Linked DNA regions of Homo sapiens: regions 1 and 3 are each linked to region 2. A link is an interaction called in ENCODE POLR2A ChIA-PET data of the cell type or tissue named here. Cell type or tissue: HepG2. All regions are shown on one strand. Each heading gives the region's core, and the rest is flanking DNA. Links, peaks and the distances in the headings are about the cores only.

The links. ChIA-PET counts read pairs that join two places held together with the same protein. Peaks named below come from ENCODE experiments on the same cell type or tissue, not always from the same donor. Only the 100,000 strongest peaks of a DNase experiment are listed, where the experiment ranks them.
Region 1: POLR2A ChIA-PET joins it to region 2 with 5 read pairs; 2 of 35 experiments call an interaction of 5 or more read pairs at or near these places.
Region 3: POLR2A ChIA-PET joins it to region 2 with 6 read pairs; 2 of 35 experiments call an interaction of 5 or more read pairs at or near these places.

Annotation. Positions count from the first base shown.
Region 1 is chr11:72,395,503-72,401,842 of GRCh38, reverse strand. The region is part of intron 3 of CLPB (ClpB family mitochondrial disaggregase); the gene reads left to right. Among named protein-coding and RNA genes, the nearest start is that of CLPB, 36 kb to the left of the region's middle. In HepG2, for the core only: no CTCF peak of the experiment used is centred there; a DNase peak (open chromatin) is centred at 3,582; H3K4me3 peaks cover 574 bases.
Region 2 is chr11:71,944,585-71,950,924 of GRCh38, reverse strand. The region is part of intron 1 of RNF121 (ring finger protein 121); the gene reads right to left. Among named protein-coding and RNA genes, the nearest start is that of RNF121, 19 kb to the right of the region's middle. RefSeq lists enhancers at 7-942, 943-1,880. In HepG2, for the core only: no CTCF peak of the experiment used is centred there; DNase peaks (open chromatin) are centred at 2,094, 2,334, 3,214 and 5,444; H3K4me3 peaks cover 1,001 bases.
Region 3 is chr11:71,885,854-71,892,193 of GRCh38, reverse strand. All of the region lies in intron 5 of XNDC1N (XRCC1 N-terminal domain containing 1, N-terminal like), which reads left to right. The region is part of intron 6 of XNDC1N-ZNF705EP-ALG1L9P (XNDC1N-ZNF705EP-ALG1L9P readthrough); the gene reads left to right. Among named protein-coding and RNA genes, the nearest start is that of DEFB131B, 11 kb to the right of the region's middle. In HepG2, for the core only: no CTCF peak of the experiment used is centred there; DNase peaks (open chromatin) are centred at 3,333 and 3,713.

The DNA of each region.
Region 1 (6,340 bases), core at 580-5,579, 450 kb before region 2:
ATGAAGTACACATTTGCTCTAGCTATGATTGTGCGAAAGAATTAAGAGCAAAAAGGGATACTTTCAAAGAAAGCAGAGTGGGCACTTTAGTAACAGCCATTGAAATTGATAGTTGGAGGTACCAATTTCAGTTCTTTCTGCAAGTAGGTGTTTAAGGTGTACTGGCCACCTGTGAAAGGATTATAAATGTGAAAGAACAAATGTAACTGGGATTTTATAATCTAGAGGTGGTACTGCCTCAGACTGACTGAGAGACTTAGCTGTACATGAGATAGGTCTCTCTTCTCTGCTCCTTTGTTGTGGACTTGTTCTTAGTCACTCGGTTTCCTGATTTGCTCTCTTTAGCTCCAAGCACCTATTCTTTTTTCTTTTTTCTTTTACTATTTATTTATTTATTTTTTTGAGACGGAGTCTCACTCTGTTGCCAGGCTGGAGTGCAGTGGCGCGATCTTGGATCACTGCAACCCTCCACCTCCCAGGTTCAAGCAATTCCACTGCCTCAGCCTCCCGAGTAGCTGGGACTACAGGCGCACACCACCACACCCAGCTAATTTTTTTTGTATTTTTAGTAGAGATGGGGTTTCACCATGTTGGCCAGAATGGTATCGATCTCCTGACCTTGTGATCCACCCGCCTTGGCCTCCCAAAGTGCTGGGATTACAGGCGTGAGCCACCATGTCTGGCGCACCTATTCTTTAAAAGCAAAATTGATATAAATAGGCTTCGTAGTTGAGAGACCTAGAGTCCAGTCCTGGTTCCAAGCCTTAACTGAATTTCAGAACTCCATGGACAGCCTGTTTCTTCATCAGAAATTAATTATTTCTATGAACATTAGGTAAATATCTGCCTTGAGCCAGGCCCTGTGCTAGTGTTTGCAGAATCCGAGACCTTGGGGAGTTTGCAGTCTAATGGGGAAAACAAATGCAGGTAAGGAGACATAGTATAGTATGATCAGTGATTTCAGAGCAGTATGTATGGGATACCCTCGAAGCAAAGGGTGTGAGGGGACTCAATGTGGCAGCATAGTAGATCCTCACCATATTCTTTGGAGAATCAAATAAGGTAATGTATGTGCTACAGGTTATAAAGGTGGGTTGTTAGTCCCTGATGCCCCCATTAGATCTCTGTACACAAACACATGTGTTATTCTACACCGCTGGTACTTCACCACATGCACCAGTCTTTTCCCCCAGCTTGTAGCTGTTTCCCTCTGCAAGAAATAGCCAGTGGTGCTAAAGAAGGAGAGGTGGAGAGGTGTGTTCCCTTCTGTGTGTAGTATTTTCAAGGTTGAGACTGAATAGGAAACAACACGATGCTTAAAAATACTGTCAATTAGTGATCAGATGGCTAGTAGATATGCTTTTGGGGACACATCTCTTTGAATCTAATGAGTTGTTGGCTTAACTGATTGCTCTGTCTTTATCCAGAGCTGTTAGCAAATCAGTGATGCTTGTTGAGCAAAGTGAGAGTGTTGGCTTATATTTACTTGCTTTGGTTCCTAGGACTAATTATCCATTTTGTGACCTTCTCTTCCACTATCCAGGGAGGACAGATTTTTACTGAAAATAGCACACTCTTGGGTTGGATTTATGTATTCATATCGCAGAATTTTTTTTTGGCCCCTACTGTTTGCCAGGTACTGTTCTATGTACTTGAAATAATGTTGATGAAAAACAAAGATCCCTGCCCACATAGAGCTTATTTCTGTATTAGTTGTGGTCCTTTGGTAGAGAAAGATGTGGATAGACAATAAACAATGAGTATAATGGATGCGTAAACTATTTAATATATTAGAAGATAAGTGCCGTGGGAAAAAGGAAAAGTAGAACTTGTTAAAAAGGGAGTACCAGGAGTACATTGGTCAGGGTGAGTAGGCCTCATTGTTAAGGTGCCCTGTGAGTAGTCTTGGAGGATTAGCATATCCATACCAGCACAATCTGCCAATAAGTTTTTCCTTATTAGAAATATACTGATTTTCATATAATCAATCTCCAAATCCTTCCAGAATCATATTGGTCAGGCCTGAAATGCTACCACCTTTGAATTAGATTTCGATGAAGGGAAGATAGAGGGGGAGCACCCTTGATTCAAGGCTGAAAGCAGAGAACCTTCACCTCCTTCACCTCCTTTAGGATGTAGGCAGCCACAAGCTCAAGAGAGAGATCCTCGGAGTAGCCCAATCATTTCACCCTGATGCTGCTTAATAATATGTTAAGTCTTTAGGGATATAGAATACAATAGTCTCTGTCCTTAAGGAGCTTAATGTCTTATGAATTTCTAGGTCTGTATGTACATTTTATTTGGTTTTGAATAGGAAATAACAGTGCTATAGAACTACACTTTAAAAATATGCACAATAATTTAATTTATAATTTATTTTCTCCTTTTATTTCCAAAAAGAGTTTGAAGTGACTTAAAATACAAATATAAATATACACAGGAGAGGGAAAACTGGATCAAGATCAGAAATCATATTGGTTAAAGGAAAGATAATTGTATAAAGATTGAACCAGAGATTCTCTTTTCTGAAAATAGATTTATTGTTTTTGTAAAAATCATACATAAAATAGTAGTCACCTGAATTCCCTTTATCTGGAAATTGATTGTTATATATATGTTTATGTACAAATTTAACATGAATGGGACCATGCTGTATTTACTGTAAATTAAGTAATTAGGGAAATTGAGTATTAATTTAGATTGAAGTTTCCTGATAGGGCAAAAAAGGGATACAGAGAGTTATATCTTTATGTATTATATATATTTATGGTTTTATATATATAAAATATATATTATCATTATGTATATTCAGCAAACATATTTAAAAACTCTGTGGTGTCAGGTGCTAATGTGCTAGGCTATCAGGGATTCAGAGAATAAGCAGTCACAGCTTTTGCCTTAAGAAGCTTACTTGGACTGCCGACATCCAGGACTTGAGTAATGTGATGGCCATTGTCTTCAGTAGCCGTGCTGCCAAAGCTTTACCAACATTCTACTAGGACAATCCTTTTGCCAGCCCTAGTAACAGCTTGGGTATAGTATTGACTCAAGGAACAGTCATTGGGGTCTGGCCCCTTCTCCACAGTTAGCCCTCTATAAGCCTCATGCCACAAGGCACTTGTTTAGCCTGAGTCTGGGTGTCTCATTCTATATTGCACTCTGACCCAGTCCAGCTAAAGGCTAAGCCACAGGGTCCCAGAATGATCACTGTGACTTAGCGTAGCCTTCACCGGCTTGTGCAAATATACACAGCCTTCAGCTAAATTCAATTAGTTTTTCTTTAAGAAGGAAAAGAAATCCAATTTTACCAAACACGGACAGACGGTGGAAGGCACTTTGATGTTACAACCTCTCGGTGATGCTTTACTTAGTCACAAGTTCATAAGCAAGAAGGCTTAATTACTTGGGAAAACACAGGATTAAAACTGGACACAATGGCTGAGTATCCGCTCTCGGGCGACTTGATTCGAACCCATGCACCCAGTTCGTGTGTGGTGCAAACTTTGATGTGTTCTATGACAGGCTGAAAGTCATGACCCCCTTGGGGAAGCTCCTTCAGATGGCATTTGCAGGATGTGTAGGCGGAGAGGCAGGGCCTGCCAGGCCTGTTTGCTCAACTTTGATGTCCAAGCAGCCACAGGCCCCACTATTTGCTCTTCCACTGAGGGATGGATTGGGAGCCTCCTACCTTTCCCAGTGAACAATGGCCAGCAATGGAGTGTGACGACTGTTGACCATTCCAGAAGTCTGGTGGACCAGAACAGGGCTTTGGGAGGTGCAGAGCCTGGGGGGCCAAAAGCTGTTCATAGGACAGTCATTTCTCCAGATGTAGCTTTCCTTAAAGCTCTGGTATTGTTAGGTGCTTGCAATGGAGATAAAAATAGTCTCATGAGTTTTAGCACGGTTTAAGTACTTCTTGGCCCTCTGTTCCAGCAGCACTAAGATGTTTGTAAATTAGAAGTTTAAGTTGTTCCTAGTCCCTTAATTAGAGTATATGTGCAGAGGATAGTGGTTTAGAAGAAAAATTGTAAGACTTAGATTCTTATAATTTCTAATTCATAAAAAAGGAGCTGTAAAAACATGTATCTTATAAAGCAGTAGTACCCAGAACATATAAAGAAGTCTTACAAATCAATAATAAAAAAAATCTAATTTTTTTAAATGGGCAAAATATTTTAGCAGATGCTTCATCGAAAAAGAGATGGGTGGCAAATAAGCACATGAAAACATACTCAGTGCAAATTCAAGTCACAATGAGATACCACTACATACCTGCTACAGTAGCTAAAATTTAGGAAAACTGACAATACTAAGGGCTGACAAGGATACAGAACAATATTGATACATCACTGATAGGAATGCATAATGGTATAGCCACATTGGAAAACACTTTGGCAGTTTCTTATAAAGGTAAAGTATACATTTACCATACCACAGAGCAATAGCAACTCCTAGGTATTTGTCTAAGAGAAATAAAAATGTACGTCTGCAAAAATACCTGTATGTAAATATTTATAGCAGCTTTATTCATGACCACCAAAAACTGGATATAATGCAATGTCCATCAACTGGTGAATGGACCAACAAATTGTGGTATATCCATACGGTAAAAACAGCCAAACAAACAATGACAACAACAAAAGCACCATGCTAAGCTAAAACCAACACAAAAAGCTACCTGCTCTGTAATTCCATGTATATGACATTCTGGAGAAGACAGAACTTTAGGGGCAGAAATCAGATTGGTGGTTGCCAGTGTTTGGGAATGGGAAGAGAATATAAAGGAACTTTTTGGGATGATGGAGAAATATTCTGTATCCTGATTATCATGCTGGTTACATGAATGTATATAATTATCAAAATTCATTAAATTATATATCTTAAAAAGGATGAATTTTACTCTGTGTAAATGTGATACTTCAGTAAACTGACTTTAAACACTTTTTAAAAAGCTGTCATCCCTCTCTAATTTTCATTATTAATTGTGACCAGTGGCATACTGAGAATTTGTATTAGTAGTATCAAAATTAATTCATATTGTTAATGGTCACCTGGAATGTTTTGAATTCTTATTGTTGATGATATCTCACATTAGAGTGATATGCATTCTGATTTTTAGTAGGGAATGAAGATTTGTCAATTCATACTATCAGTGATGTAATGAAGTATAATTACTGATGAATAGTGATAAATTCACTTTATGAGTAGTGTACAGTGGACTTGTATAAATTCATAAAGTATATGATTCTTCATTCCAGCAAGGAGAAAGTTGAGGTTACAGACTGGGAGCTTGCCTCTCCCACACTATTCTTGGGTTCCTTATCTCTGGACTCTCATGCAGGGACACCACCTATATAGTGAGGCCGTTGTGGTGCTTCAGGAACCAAAGATCCTGAAAAGGGAGGCTGGTGTGGGGAGATTTTGATTTCATCCTGCTTGGGCTTGGTGGTGGCTTTTGCAAGCCTTTGCCTCGGAGAAGGTGAGAACTGCAAGGCAGAGCATGAAGCACATCAGAACTGTTTGAAATTCCCCACAAGAGTCTCCCTCCCTCCTTCTGCCTTTTCTCCCCGAGTGCATTTCATCAGTGTCGGAAGGACTGGTTCCCGGCACTGCCTTCCCTGCTTGGCCAGGGTCCCCGAGGAACTGAGCTAATGAGTGGATAACACGCATTTGCCAAGGCCTTCCTGGATGTGGTACCCGGGCTTTGTTAATTTTAAAGTGCTGCCATCCTTGGCTGAAGACCATTCAATTCCCTCTCACAGCAGTCATTTATTTTTAGCATTTGCTTATTTTCCCTCTGCCTTACTAAGGGGAGAGGGTGCATTAAACCCTTTCTTTAAAAAACCGATAGCCTAAGCCAGATTGCTGTCCTACAGAAGAGGTTTTAAAGGCCTTCCTTTGTGGACCCCAACAGCTCCATGGGTGTTCTTAGAGCGAAGAGCAGATGCTAATCTTGCAGCTAGACTACTGGCAGCCTCCCTGGGAGGCTCTGCTTCCTTCCTGGCTAGCTATACGTGGAGCAGGTAGAGTACCAGTGTACCTGTGCTTGAAAGTAGGTCCTTAGGGAACCTGACCAACCACATGGAAGTCGGTCCTGCCTTAGGGGCACAGAGCCTTTTCCGTCTTCTAACCTATTCTTGGTCTGGCTTCGTGCTGTAGAGTAGGGCTACCTTCTGCCCAAGGAGGCTGGGCTTTGTGCTGTGTGATCTCCTGACTGTAGTAATGATGATGGCAGTAGTTGATTGGGTGCTTTCTGTGTGCCAGGCCCATGTCAAGCACTTCCCATGTTGGGTCTAATCCTCAGGGCAATCTTGAAAGGAAGGGATTATTATTCCTATTT
Region 2 (6,340 bases), core at 921-5,920:
GCTAAAATGCTATAATAATTCAAATAAAATCTGTCTAACTCCAAAGTTCTGGAGTGAGCTATAATACTCTGGCCTTCAAAACTGCTATAGTTTCCCTAGTTACCACAGAATTAAAAGTTAAGATGCTGCCTGTAGTCCCAGCTACTGGGGAGGCTGAGGCAGGGGAATGGTGTGAACCCAGGGGGCGGAGCTTGCAGTGAGCCAAGACCGCGCCACTGCACTCCAGCCTGGGAGACAGAGCAAGACTCCGCCTCAAACAAAAAAAAAGTAAGATGCCTTTAGTGTGGTGAGGTATAACTGGATGCTACCAAATCATATCAACAATTTTTTTTTTTTAAGACAGAGTCTTGCTCTGTCGTGTCGCCCAGACTGGAGTGCGATGGCATGATCTCGGTTCACTGCAACCTCCACCTCCTGGGTTCAAGCGATTCTCCTGCCTCAGCCTCCCCAGTAGCTGGGATTACAGGTGCAAGCCATCACGCCTGGCTAATTTTTGTATTTTTAGTAGAGACAGGGTTTCATCATGTTGGCCAGGCCAGTCTCAAACTCCTGACATAAGTGATCCACTAACCTCGGCCTTCCAAAGTGCTGGGATTACAGGCGTGAGCCACCGTGCCTGGCTATATCAATAAAAATCTACCAAGGGACTACCATATGCATACATCAAAAATATCTATCACTCAGAGGATGGCCTCCCACCCTGGCTTCAAGTATCTGCTAACTGTAAAGGGCCCTAAACTCTGAAACCCAATCCTTCACCTCTTTGGCTGAGCAACCTAGCATTTCAGACAATTCAGCTGATCCTTTCATACTAACAACTGATCAACTATACAGCTAGAGAATTCTTTTTTTTATATTTTTTGTTTGTTTTTGGGTTTTTTGTGCGAGTTTTGTGTGTGTGTGTGTGTGTTCTGTTTTGTTTTTGAGATGGAGTCTTGCTCTGTCGCCCAGACTGGAGTGCACTGGCGCAATCTTGGCTCACTGCAACGTCTGCCTCCCAGGTTTAAGCAATTCTCTGCCTCAGCCTCCAGAGTAGTTGGGATTACAGGTACGTGCCACCACGCCCAGCTAATGTTTTGTATTTTTTTTTTCAGTAGAGACAGGGTTTCACCATCTTAGCCAGGGTGGTCTTGGACTCCTGACCTCGTGATCCACCCACCTCAGCCTCCCAAAGTGCTGGGATTACAGGTGTGAGCCACCGTGCCCGGCCGTGTGCATGTGTTTTGAGATGGAGTCTTACTCTGTCACCTAGGTTGGAGTGCAGTGGCACAACCTTGGTCTCCTGGGTTCAAGCGATTCTTCTGCCTTAGCCTCCCAAGTAGCTGGGATTATAGACACGCACCACCACACCCAGCTAATTTTTGTAGTTTTAGTACAGATGGGGTTTTCACCATGTTGGCCAGGTTGGTCTTGAACTCCTGACCTCAAGTGATCTGCCTGCCTGGGCCTCCCAAAGTGTTGGGATTACGGGCATTAGCCACCATGCCTGGCCTGTTTTTGTTTTTTTGAGACAGGGTCTCACTCTGTCGCCCAAGCTGGAGTGCCGTAGTGCAATCACAGATCACTGCAGTGTCGACTTTCCAGGCCTAAGCAATCCTCCCACCTCAGTTTCCTGAGTAGCTGGGACTATAGGCACGTGCCACCACACCCAGCTAATTCTTAAATTTTTTGTAGATAAGGGGTCTCCACATGTTGTCCTGGCTGCTCTTGAACTTCTGGGCTCAAGTGACCCGCTCACCCCAGCCTGCCAAAGTGCTAGGATTACAGGCGTGAACCACCATGCCCAGCCAAGACTTCATTCTTTCACAAAACATTAAAGAGGAATAAGCCCAACCTTTGCCCTTGATGTATTCACAGTCCAAGAAGTAGGGAGAGACAGACTATTAAATATAAAATAATATGATAAGGATAACCTTTGACATATACACAAAATGCTGTGTAAGCCCCAGAGAAAAAGACAGATTAGCTAGCTCATGAAACCTGGTAGGTTCAGCACAACCAGGCTAACTGTCTCTATCTGGTGGGGTTCAGATACTGTGGTATTCTGCGTGATTAAGATAACAAGTGAAGTCCAAAGGTTCACAGGCTACCACATTTGTAGCTCCCCATTCTCCTCTCATTCACATTCTTCCCCAACTCCTCAGCTTTGCCAAGAATTCAAGGCTAATAAGTTGAAGTGGAAACCTCACCTTTCAGGCCACCAAAGTCATAAATCAGCTGGAGATCATGCAGACACTGGATATGGTTAGCCTGACAAGGGTGGCACACTTTGGGCAGTGAAGTGAAAGTAGATGTTGGCTCTAACAGCTGCTACAGCTGCTGCCTGCCCTTTACCCCCACCCCTCATCAGAAAGCACAACCTCCTGGCCAGCTGAGTTGATAAGCTTTTTTTTTTTTTTTTTTTTTTTTTTGGAGACAGTTTCACTCTGTTGCCCAGGCTGGAGTGCAGTGGCGCAATCTCAGGTCACTGCAACCTCTACCTTCCAGGTTCAAGCGATTCTCATGCCTCAGCCTCCCAAGTAGGTGGGGCTACAAGTGCAGCCACCACGCCCGGCTAATTTTTGTACGTTTAGTAAAGATGGGGTTTCACCACGTTGACAAGGCTGGTCTCGAACTTCTGACCTCAAGTTATCCAACTGCCTCGGCCTCTCAAAGTGCTGGGATTACAGGCGTGAGCCACCGCACCTGGCCAAAAACCTTTTTAAATTAAACTTTTCAAATTTGGGAGCAACTAAGTTTGCTTCTTTGGTTCTTCAATTGCTATCCCATCAAATTCCTATTTTTCAGTCTGGCTTCCTCCCTCTCTGGCCCTCCTCTCTCACTCTTTCCTATATGCACTGCAGCTTTCCATATACTCAAACTTTTTACCCATCTTTAAAGATCCAATCTAGGTGTCACCTCCTCCAGAATCTTTCAGAACAGAACTATCCTCTATGAACTCCTAAGGCCTTTACAGCCCATACAGTTCATGTGCTGATCATATCTAAACATCTATAAAATCTCCCTTGAGTTTTTCATTGCCATAGTGCCTTAGTTCAGACTTTATCCCTTGCTCTTTCTCTAACAATTGGAGTGGCCTCCAAAATGATCTCCCCGACTCTAACTTTGCCAGCACAGATTCATGACACAGCAGCAGCCACAGTGATCTTTATTAGACACACACCTGATTGCATCATCCTACTACTTTGACAAACTTTGATGACTTTCTATTGCCTTGGGGTTAAAGTTCAAACTCCTTAGTAGGACACACAAAGGACTTCATAATATGGCCCAACCAGCGACCTTATTTCACCACTCTCCACCAAATGGCTTACATTCCAGCCACATTGAACTATCTATCTCTTTCATCCCTCAGTGCTTTCTTTGGCTGCTGCCGTCTTTTCTCTCTAGAATTCTCTACTCACCTTCACTCCTTCACTGCCCAATTCCTTTTTTTTTTTTGAGACAGGTCTTTGTCACTCAGGTTGTAGCGCAGTGGCTTGATCATAGCTCACTGCAGTCTCAACCTTCTGGGCTCAAGGGATCCTCCTGCCTCAGCCTCCTGAGTAGCTAGGACTATAGGCACATGCCACCATGCCTGGGTAATTTTTGTTATTTTCTGTAAAGATGAGGTCTCTACAAACTTCTGGGCTCAAGTGATCCTCCGGCGCTGGCCTCCCAAAGTGCTCGGATTACAGGTGTGAGCCACCATGCCTAGCCATATCATCCATTTTAAGTAAGAAATTCAATTATTGTTAGTATATTTAAAATAAGATGCAACCAGCCAGGCACAGTGGCTCAAGCCTGTAATCTTAACACTTTGGGAGGCCAGGCAGGCGGGTCATCTGAGGTCAGGAGGTTGAGACCACATGGGCAACATGGTGAAACCCCGTCTCTACTTAAAATACAAGTTAGCCAGGTGTGGTGGCGCATGCCTGTAATCCCAGCTACTAGGGAGGCTGAGGCAGGAGAATTGCTGGAACCCAGGAAGCGGAGGTTGCAGCAAGCCGAGATCATGCAACTGCACTCCAGCCTGGGTGACAGAGCGATACTGTCTCAAAAAAAAAAAAAAAAAAAAGAGCCAGAGCACCTGTAATCCCAGCTACTTAGGAGGCTGAAGCAGGAGAACCACTTGAACCCGGGAGGCAGAGGCTGCAGTGAGCTGAGACTGCACCACTGCACTCCAGCCTGGGTAACAGAGGGAGATTCTGTCTCCAAAAACATAATAATAATAAATAAAATAAGATGCAACCATCTTATTTTAAATCATTTCCGTCACTCTAAAAAAAAAAAAAAAACCTCATGCTCATTTACTAACTCCTCATTCCCATCCCCAAGCCCTGGTAACCATTAATTTCTTTTATACTGCTATATATTTGCCTTTTCTGGACCTTTCATACAAATGAATTCATTCAGCAGCTGAATGTGACAGCATATGCCTGTAAACCCAGCTACTCTGTGGAGGGTGACAGGGGAAAATCCTGTGAGTCAGGAGTTACAGACCAGCCTGGGCAACACGGCAAGACCTTATCTCAAAAATAAATAAATAAATTCATTCATTGAGTATGTGATCTTTTGTGACTGTCTTCTTTCACTCATCAAAATGTTTTCAAGGATCACCCATCACCCATGTTATAGCACTTATCAGGAGTTCACTCCTTTTCTTACTAAATAATATTCCATTGCATAGGCAGACACATTTTATTTATCCTTTCATCAGAGGATAGACATTTAGGTTATTTCTACTTGGGGCTATTATGAGTAATGTTCCTATCAATATTTGTGTATAAGTTTCTGTGCGGATTTTTCTTTTCTTTTCTTTTCTTTTCTTTTTTAAGGCAGAGTCTTACTCTGTTACCCAGGCTGGAGTGCAGTGGCACAAACATAACTCACTGCAGCCTCAACCTCCTGGGCTCAAGTGATACTCCCACCTCAGCCTCCCGAGTAGCAGGGACTACAGAAACGAGCCACCATGTCTGGCTATTTTTTATTTTCAGGGAAGATGGGGTTTCTCTATGTTGCCCAAGCTGGTCTTGAACTCCCGGGTTCAAGTGATCCACCCTCCTCAGCCTCCCAAAGTGCTGGGATTACAGGTGTAAGCTACTGGGCCTGGCCTTTTGCCCATTTTTTACTAGGTTATTTTTTTTATTATTGATGAGTTGTAAAAGCTCTTTATATCTTCTATAGACAAATACCTTATTAATATATGATTTGCAAACAGTTTTTCCCATTTAGCCATCCTAGTGGATCTGAAATGGTTAAAGGATCATTTGAGTCGTATTCTTCTTTGTATTTCAGAGAACTAGCTCATAATCTGGTATACTGTATGTGTTCAATAAATGACAGACAGATGTTAAATAATATTAACTGCTTTGGAAACAAGGATAAATGACTTACTTGTTCAGCATCCCCTTCACACTTCACACTTAGAACTAGACACAAAGCAAATGCTTGGGAAATACTCAGACACTGAGTAATTCTCTCTTAATTCTCTCTTGAACAAACAGTGGGGATGATATTGCAGAAGAATCCAGAGGAACTGGGAAAGCCATCTGATACAGCCAACGGCTACTAAGTTTAAAAGTGACTCCTTTTGGCACAGTGGCCATGTGAAAAAAATTAAAAATCTTAAAAATAAATAAATAAAAGTGAATCTTGGCCAGACATGTTGGCTCATGCCTGTAATCTCAACACTTTGGGAGCCCGAGGCAGGAGGATCACTTGAGGCCAGGAGTTGGGAGACCCAGCTGGGTAACATAGCAAGACTCCATCTCTACAAAAAATTTAAAAATTAGCCAAGTGTGGTGGCACACACCTGTAGTCCCAGCTACTCAGGAGGCTGAGGCAGGAGGATCACTTGAGCCCAGGAGGTTCAGACTGCAGTGAGCCATGATCACACCACTGCACTCCAGCCTGGGTGACAGAAGACCCTGTCTCAAAAAAAAAAACAACAAAAAAGTGACTCTTCCTTGTAAGAGAAATACTAACATAATCCTACTTGATCTTTAATAGCCAGCAGTAAATACTTTCCAAACTTAACACAGCATACAGCTAGGACTGAAGGAAGATTTAGGGAGAAGGGAAAACCAAAGTTCATGGCTGGTAGTACCAGAAGGCCTAGATCAGTGGGGTAAGAAATATATCTACTATCTTTTCCTTCCTTCCTATTACTCAGTCTACAAACTTAATCCAGGTCCTTCAACCTCATGTACTTCTCGAGTCACTGTGTCACCCAAGTTCAAATCTTCTGGTGTCCTAATGCTGCCTGTGAAAGTAAGAACTCCTTAGTAGACTACACAATGCCCTCCACAGGAGCACGGACAGTGAGCTCTTGGGACCACACAAGGCCATGACCTGACCC
Region 3 (6,340 bases), core at 817-5,816, 59 kb after region 2:
ACAGACTGTGAAATTATTCGTAATACCCTAGGAAGATATTACTCCTCATGTCACAGTGGGTGTACACCGTGAGTGATATTTTTTTCTAATATCCAGCGGGGGAGAGGATGATATTGCTTCCAATATCACAGAAGTTGTACACCCCCCTGTGATATTGTTCCTAATATCCAGGGAAGGAGAGGATGACATTATTCGCAATATCACTGGGGGTGTACCACCTCCCGCCGGGATATTGTTCTTAATATCCGGAGGTGGAGAGAATGATGTTACTCCCAATATCACAGGGGGTGTACACCACCCCTGTTTGTAAACACCCCCTGTGATATTGTTCCAAATGGCCTGTGAAAGAGTAACCATGACTCCCGTCATCGTGGGGGGTGTTCAGCCCCGATGATATTGTTTTCTAACATCCAGGGAAGGAGAGTATGCTATTACTCCCAATATCGCAGGGGTTGTACACCCTTTTTTGTTTTTGTGCCCAATGTCCAGGAAAATAGAGGATGATATTACTCCCAATATCGAAGTAATTGTACAGCACCCCTGTGATATTCTTCCTAATATCCAGAAAGGAAAAGAATGATATTGCTGTCAACAGTGTAGGAAACGTATACCCGCGGTGTGGTATCTTTCTCTGTATCCAGGTCGGGAGAGGATCATATTACATCCAATGTCGCAGGGTGTGTACAACCCCTTTGTGATCTGGTTGCTAACATCCAGGTTTGGGGAGGATGACATTACTCCCAAAATCGCAGGCGGAGTACACATCCCCATGACCTTGTTAGTCATTTCCTGGGTGGAGAGGATGATCTTACTCCCAATATCGCAGGGGGTGAACACACCCCTGTGAAAATCTTCCTATTTTCAGAGGGAGAGAGGATGATATTACTCCCAGGACCGCAGGGGGTTTCCACAGCCCTGTGATCCTCTTCCTAATATCCACAGGGAGAGAGGATGATATGACTCCCAATATCGCAGGGGGGGTACACCACCCTGTGATATTGTTCCTAACATCCAGAGTGAAAGAGTATGATATCATTTTCAATATCGCAGAGGGTGTACACCCCTCCTGTAATATTGTTCTGAATACCCTGGGAGGGAGAGGATAAGGTTACGTTGAATATCACAGGGAATGTACACCTTCCCCCTGATACCCTTCCTAATGTCCAGGGGAAGAGAGGAAAATTTCACTCCCAACATCACAGAGGCAGTACACCCCTCCTGTGATGTTGTTCCCAATATGCAAGGGGGGAGAGGATGATACTACTCTCAATATCGCAGGGATGTTCACATCCCCAGTGACATTTTTTCCTAATATCTAGGGGAGAGAGAATTCTATGACAGCAAAGGTCGCAGGGTCTGTACATCCCTTCCTGATATTGTTCCTAATATCCAGGGGGGAAGAGGATGATATCAAATATGAAAGGGGGTGTACATCCCCCACCCCTACGATATTGTTCTTAATAATCATGAGGGGAGACGATGATATTCCTCCAAATATCGCAGGGGTTGTTCACAACCCCCTGTGATATTGTTTCTGATATCCAGGGGGAGAGAAAATCATATTATTGCCAATATTGCAGGTGGTGTATACCCCACCTGAAATATGGCACCGAATATCCAAAGAGGGAGAGGATAGTATTCATACCAATATCAAAGTGTGTGTACACGCCCCTTGTGATATGGTTTTTAGTATCCAGTGGGCGGGAGGATGATATCCCAATATCCCAGAAGGTGTACACTATCCCTGAGATATTGTCCCTAAGTTCCAGAAGGGAGAGGATGATATCACTCCCAATATCTCAGAAGTTATACATCCCCCGTGATATTGTTCGTCATATCCAGGGAGGCGCAGGATGACATTCCATTGAATTTCGCGACAGGCGTACACGCACAATGTGATATTGTTCCTAATATCCAAGAAGGGAGAGGATGATATTACTCCCAATAAAGCAGTGGGTGTACATCAACCCTGTGTTATTGTCTCTAATATCCGGGGCCGGGGGAGGAGGGGAGAGGATAACATTCCCTCAAATTTAGCAGGTGGTTTGATGCCCCTTGTGGTGTTGTTTTAAATATCCAGAGGGGAAAACAATAGTACTATTTTTGATAGTCCGATTCATCCACTCCACCTTTCCGGAACTCTGAGGCCGGGAGGCTGCATGCAGTTTCCGTGTGATCCCCAATACCTTTGCCGTCTTCTGTACCAAGGCAACCAAAAACGCAGGCCCGTTGTCTGAGCCGATCCCTAAAGGCCGTCGAAATCTAGGAATCAGATCACGAAGAAGCACAGGGGTTACTTCACGAGATTTCTCTGTTCGTGTTTGATAGGCCTCCTCCCACCCAGAGTAGGTATGCCCAAGAACTACTACATACTTGTTACCTCCACATTTTGACATCTCTGTGAAGTCCACTTGGAGACCTTCAAAGGGGGCTGCTCCAGAAGCTCTTATGCCGGGCAGAACAGCTAGACCTTGCCTCATATCATGCTGTCGGCAGGTAACACATGGCTGCCTCACCGTTTTGGCCAGGGCAGACAAAGGCGAGATGTAGAAATACCGGCCTAACAACTTTTCCAGTGACTCCTGACCTCGATGGGTGGTTTCTTGCACAGCCAGTACAACTGCAGCTCCTAGCAGCTGTGGCACAGCTACTCTCCCATCTGCTAACCGAATCCATCCTTCCTCCATCACTTGTCCTTCCCTCTACCTGGAGAAAGTCCTTTTCTTCGTTAGAAGAAGTAGGTCCCAGATCAGGTGCTTGAGGGAGCCCTGATGCCCAGAAGGGGGAAGATGCTGCTTTTCGAGCCTCTGAGTCAGCGCGGGAATTCCGCAAACCCAGCCAGGTGGAAGCTCGCTGGTGTCCCCTGCAATGCATAACTGCCACCTTGTGGGGTTTCCATACTGCTTCTAATCATTGCAAGATTTCTTGTTGATATTTTCTGTCTCTTCCCTAGAATTCAATAGGCCCTTTTCTTTCTATCACGCTCCATGAACTTGAAGGGTTGAAAAGACATACCTAGAATCAGTGTAAATGTTGACAGTCTCACCCTCACTGAGTTCTAAGGCCCGAATGAAAGCAATGAGTTCAGCTTTCTAGGCTGAAGTGGCCTGGGGCAATGATGTGGCTTCAACAACAGTGTCCAGGGTTACCCCTGCATACCCTCCACCTCTCCTTGGGGGTTGAAGAAGCTGCTCCCATCCAAGTATAGTTCCCAGTCTACTGATGCCCAAGGCTGGTCCCAGAGGTCAGGTCTGCTAGAGTCAATTGAGTCCAACACTTCTACACAACCAGGCTTGACAGGGCTCTTTGATACCGGGAGCAAGGTGGCGGGGTGGAGGGTGTTACAAACTTCAATGGTTATACGGGGATTTTCACAGAGCAAAGTCTGGTAGTCGGTGAGTGTGGCATTCGTTAGCCAATGATGTCCTTTAGTATTCATTAAAGTCACGACAGCACGGGAGGCCTTAATGTTCAGTTTTTGCCCAAGAGTCAGCTTATTTGCTTCTTGTACTAGCAGGGCAGTTGCTGCCAAGGCCCTCCAACAGGGGGGCCATCCTTTAGAAACCCCGTCTAGTTGTTGAGAGAGGTAGGCCCCCAGCCTCGGCCTGGGCCCCACAGTCTGGGTTCAAAGTCCAGCTGCCATCTTTTCTCTCTCTGATGCATATAATGGAAAAGGCTTTGTTAGATCGGGTAGCCCCAGGGCTGGGGCTGCCAGAGGTTTTCCTTTAACTCATGAAAGCCTTGCTGTTGTTGGCATCCGCATTCCAAAGTTTCCCGGTCCCCGCCCCCTTGGTGACCGCATACAAAGGCTTGGCTAATACTGCAAAGTTTGGGATCCATAGTCTACAAAACCCCACAGCTCCTAAGAATTCTCTCACCTGCCTTCAGCTCTTAGGCTCCGCTAGATGGCAAATGACCTGCTTTCTTTCTGATCCCGGGCTGCCTTCCCACCCCTGTCGGATAGTCAATCCCAAGTAACATACCTTCTGTCAGCAGATCTGAGCTTTCCTCTTGGACACTTCTATCCACAGTCCTCCAGGTGCCGGTGTAGGGCATCTGTTCCCTTGGCACACCCAACTGCCGTGGGGTGTCCCAGCAGAAGGTCATCAACCTACTAGAGCAACACGCAGCCTAGGTCTCTGCTGGGAAACTTCTGGAGGTCTCGAGCCCACGCCTCCCCGAAGATGGTGGGGGAGTTCTTGACCCCTTGGGGAAGCCCGGTCCAAGTGTACTGAGTAGTGACACCTGACTCCGGATCTTCCCACTGAAAGGCAAACAGCTTCTGCCTCTCAGGGGCTAATCTGATAGGAAAGAAAGCATCTTTCAGGTCCAAGCAGGTGAACCAGCTGTCCTCAGCTGGCGGGAACCCCAACAATGTGGACGGGTTAGGTACTGTTGGATGGAAAGTCAGTTTAGCTTGATGAAGCAAGCGCAAATCCTGTACCGGCTGGTAGTTCTTGGTCCGTGACTTGGGAACAGACAGGAGGGGAGTGTTCCATGGAGACCGACAAGGAACAATAATTCCAAAAGTTCTTAGGTGCTTGAGATGGACCTGGATACCTTGAAGGGCTTCTCTGGGGACCGGCCCCTGTTTTTGCCTCACTGGCAGGGCCCCAGTCTTAACTGGCCAATCCTGGAGGGTTGTCTTCTGCCCATACTCTTGGCCACCGCTTAGCCAGAGCTGGTCTTCTCTCTTGGCCTGGCTCAGTTCAGAAAAGTCTCCTTTCCTCCTCTCGGGGGACCACAAGTGTCATAATGACTCCCGTTCCTGGTAACTTTAGCAGCAAAGAGCCGTGCTCTGTCAAAGAGATAGTGGCTCTCAGCTTGCTGAGCAAGTCCCTTCCCGAAAAGGTCAAGGGACAGTCAGGCATGTACCAAAACTGATGAATGACTTTATATCCTCCTACAGTACAAGTGCAAGGCAAGCAGAAAGCTTGCTTTGCTGAAACCCCCGTGGCTCCGATGACGTCAATAGTCTTTTTGGATAACCGGGCGACCGGGGCGGTTACTAGCGAATGTTCAGCACCGCTATCTACAAGAAAGTCAATGTCTCCACCCCCGACTGTCATTGTGACCAGAGGCTCAATGGGGACGCTTGAGTCTTGTCTCCCTCAGTTCAAGAACCCTTCTGCCAGGTTGAGCAGGGCCCCTTCCTCCTTGTCCGGGGCCTCCTGCTCTGAGTCACCTTGTTTTCTTTTGAGCTGAGGGCATTTGTTCTTCCACTGTCCTATTTCTTTACAATCAGCACACTGGTTATGCTGCAAACTCTGACAGCCAAGCTGAGTTTCTTTCCCAGGGCCTCCCTTCCCTTGCCTCTTTGTGGGGGCCCCTCTGATTGCTGCAGCTGACAAACAGGTCGGCATATCGCCGGGCCTGACCTCCATTCTCTTTGCCGTTTTCCTTACGGCTTACTGCATCCCTGTTTACAAACACCTGGCTAGCTATTTCTAGTAATTGGGATGGATTCATCCCTGCAAGCCCAGCCTGTTTCTGCAGTTTTCTTCTCATGTCTTCTGCGCTTTGACGGACTAAAGCCATGGGAATCATGCGCTGATTTTCAGGGCTATCAGGATCAAAGGGAGTATACATACGATAGGCCTCCCACAGTCTCTCGTAGAATTGTGTTGGACTTTCTTCTTTACCCTGAATGTCCTCAGAGAGCTTGTTAACGTTTGTGGCCTTCTGAGCTCCCCTCATTAATCCTTCCAAGAGAGCTTCCCTGTCTCGGTTTAGCCTTTGCATATCCTCTCTTTCATGTGGGTCCAACTGGGGGTCTGTTCCTGGCAACTGGGTCCTTCCATACTCTTGGGGGTTTTGATAATCAGCTGGTGCATGTTCCTCTAGCCACTTAGTTGCTGCTTGAGGACTCTCCGCCTTTCTTCGCTGTTAAAGAGGAACATGAGCAACTGGTGCCAATCAGCCCAGGTGGGGTTGTGGGTCTGGATAACAGTTTGGAGCAAATCAATTAGGGCTTGTGGCTTTTCGGTATAGGACGGTGTATTGTTTTTTCAGTTGAGAAGATTGACGCAGGTGAAGGGCTGGTACCCAAAAACACGCCTCTCCACCACGTGACCATCCTCATCTATCCCAGTCTACGGCTGCTCTCTCAGGGGCATTTGTGTCCCCTTTTGGGTCGTAAACGAGCTGCCGAGGGAGGAGTGGAATGGCGCAATGCGACTTACCGCAATTAATAATCTCAATTATTAATTGACACTAATAATTATCAATATTAATAACCCATAATATTTTTAAAAATCAATACCGATAATAATGATAATTAATATTAAATAGTTATACTAATGGTAACAATACATGATTAATATTAATGATTAATGATGCC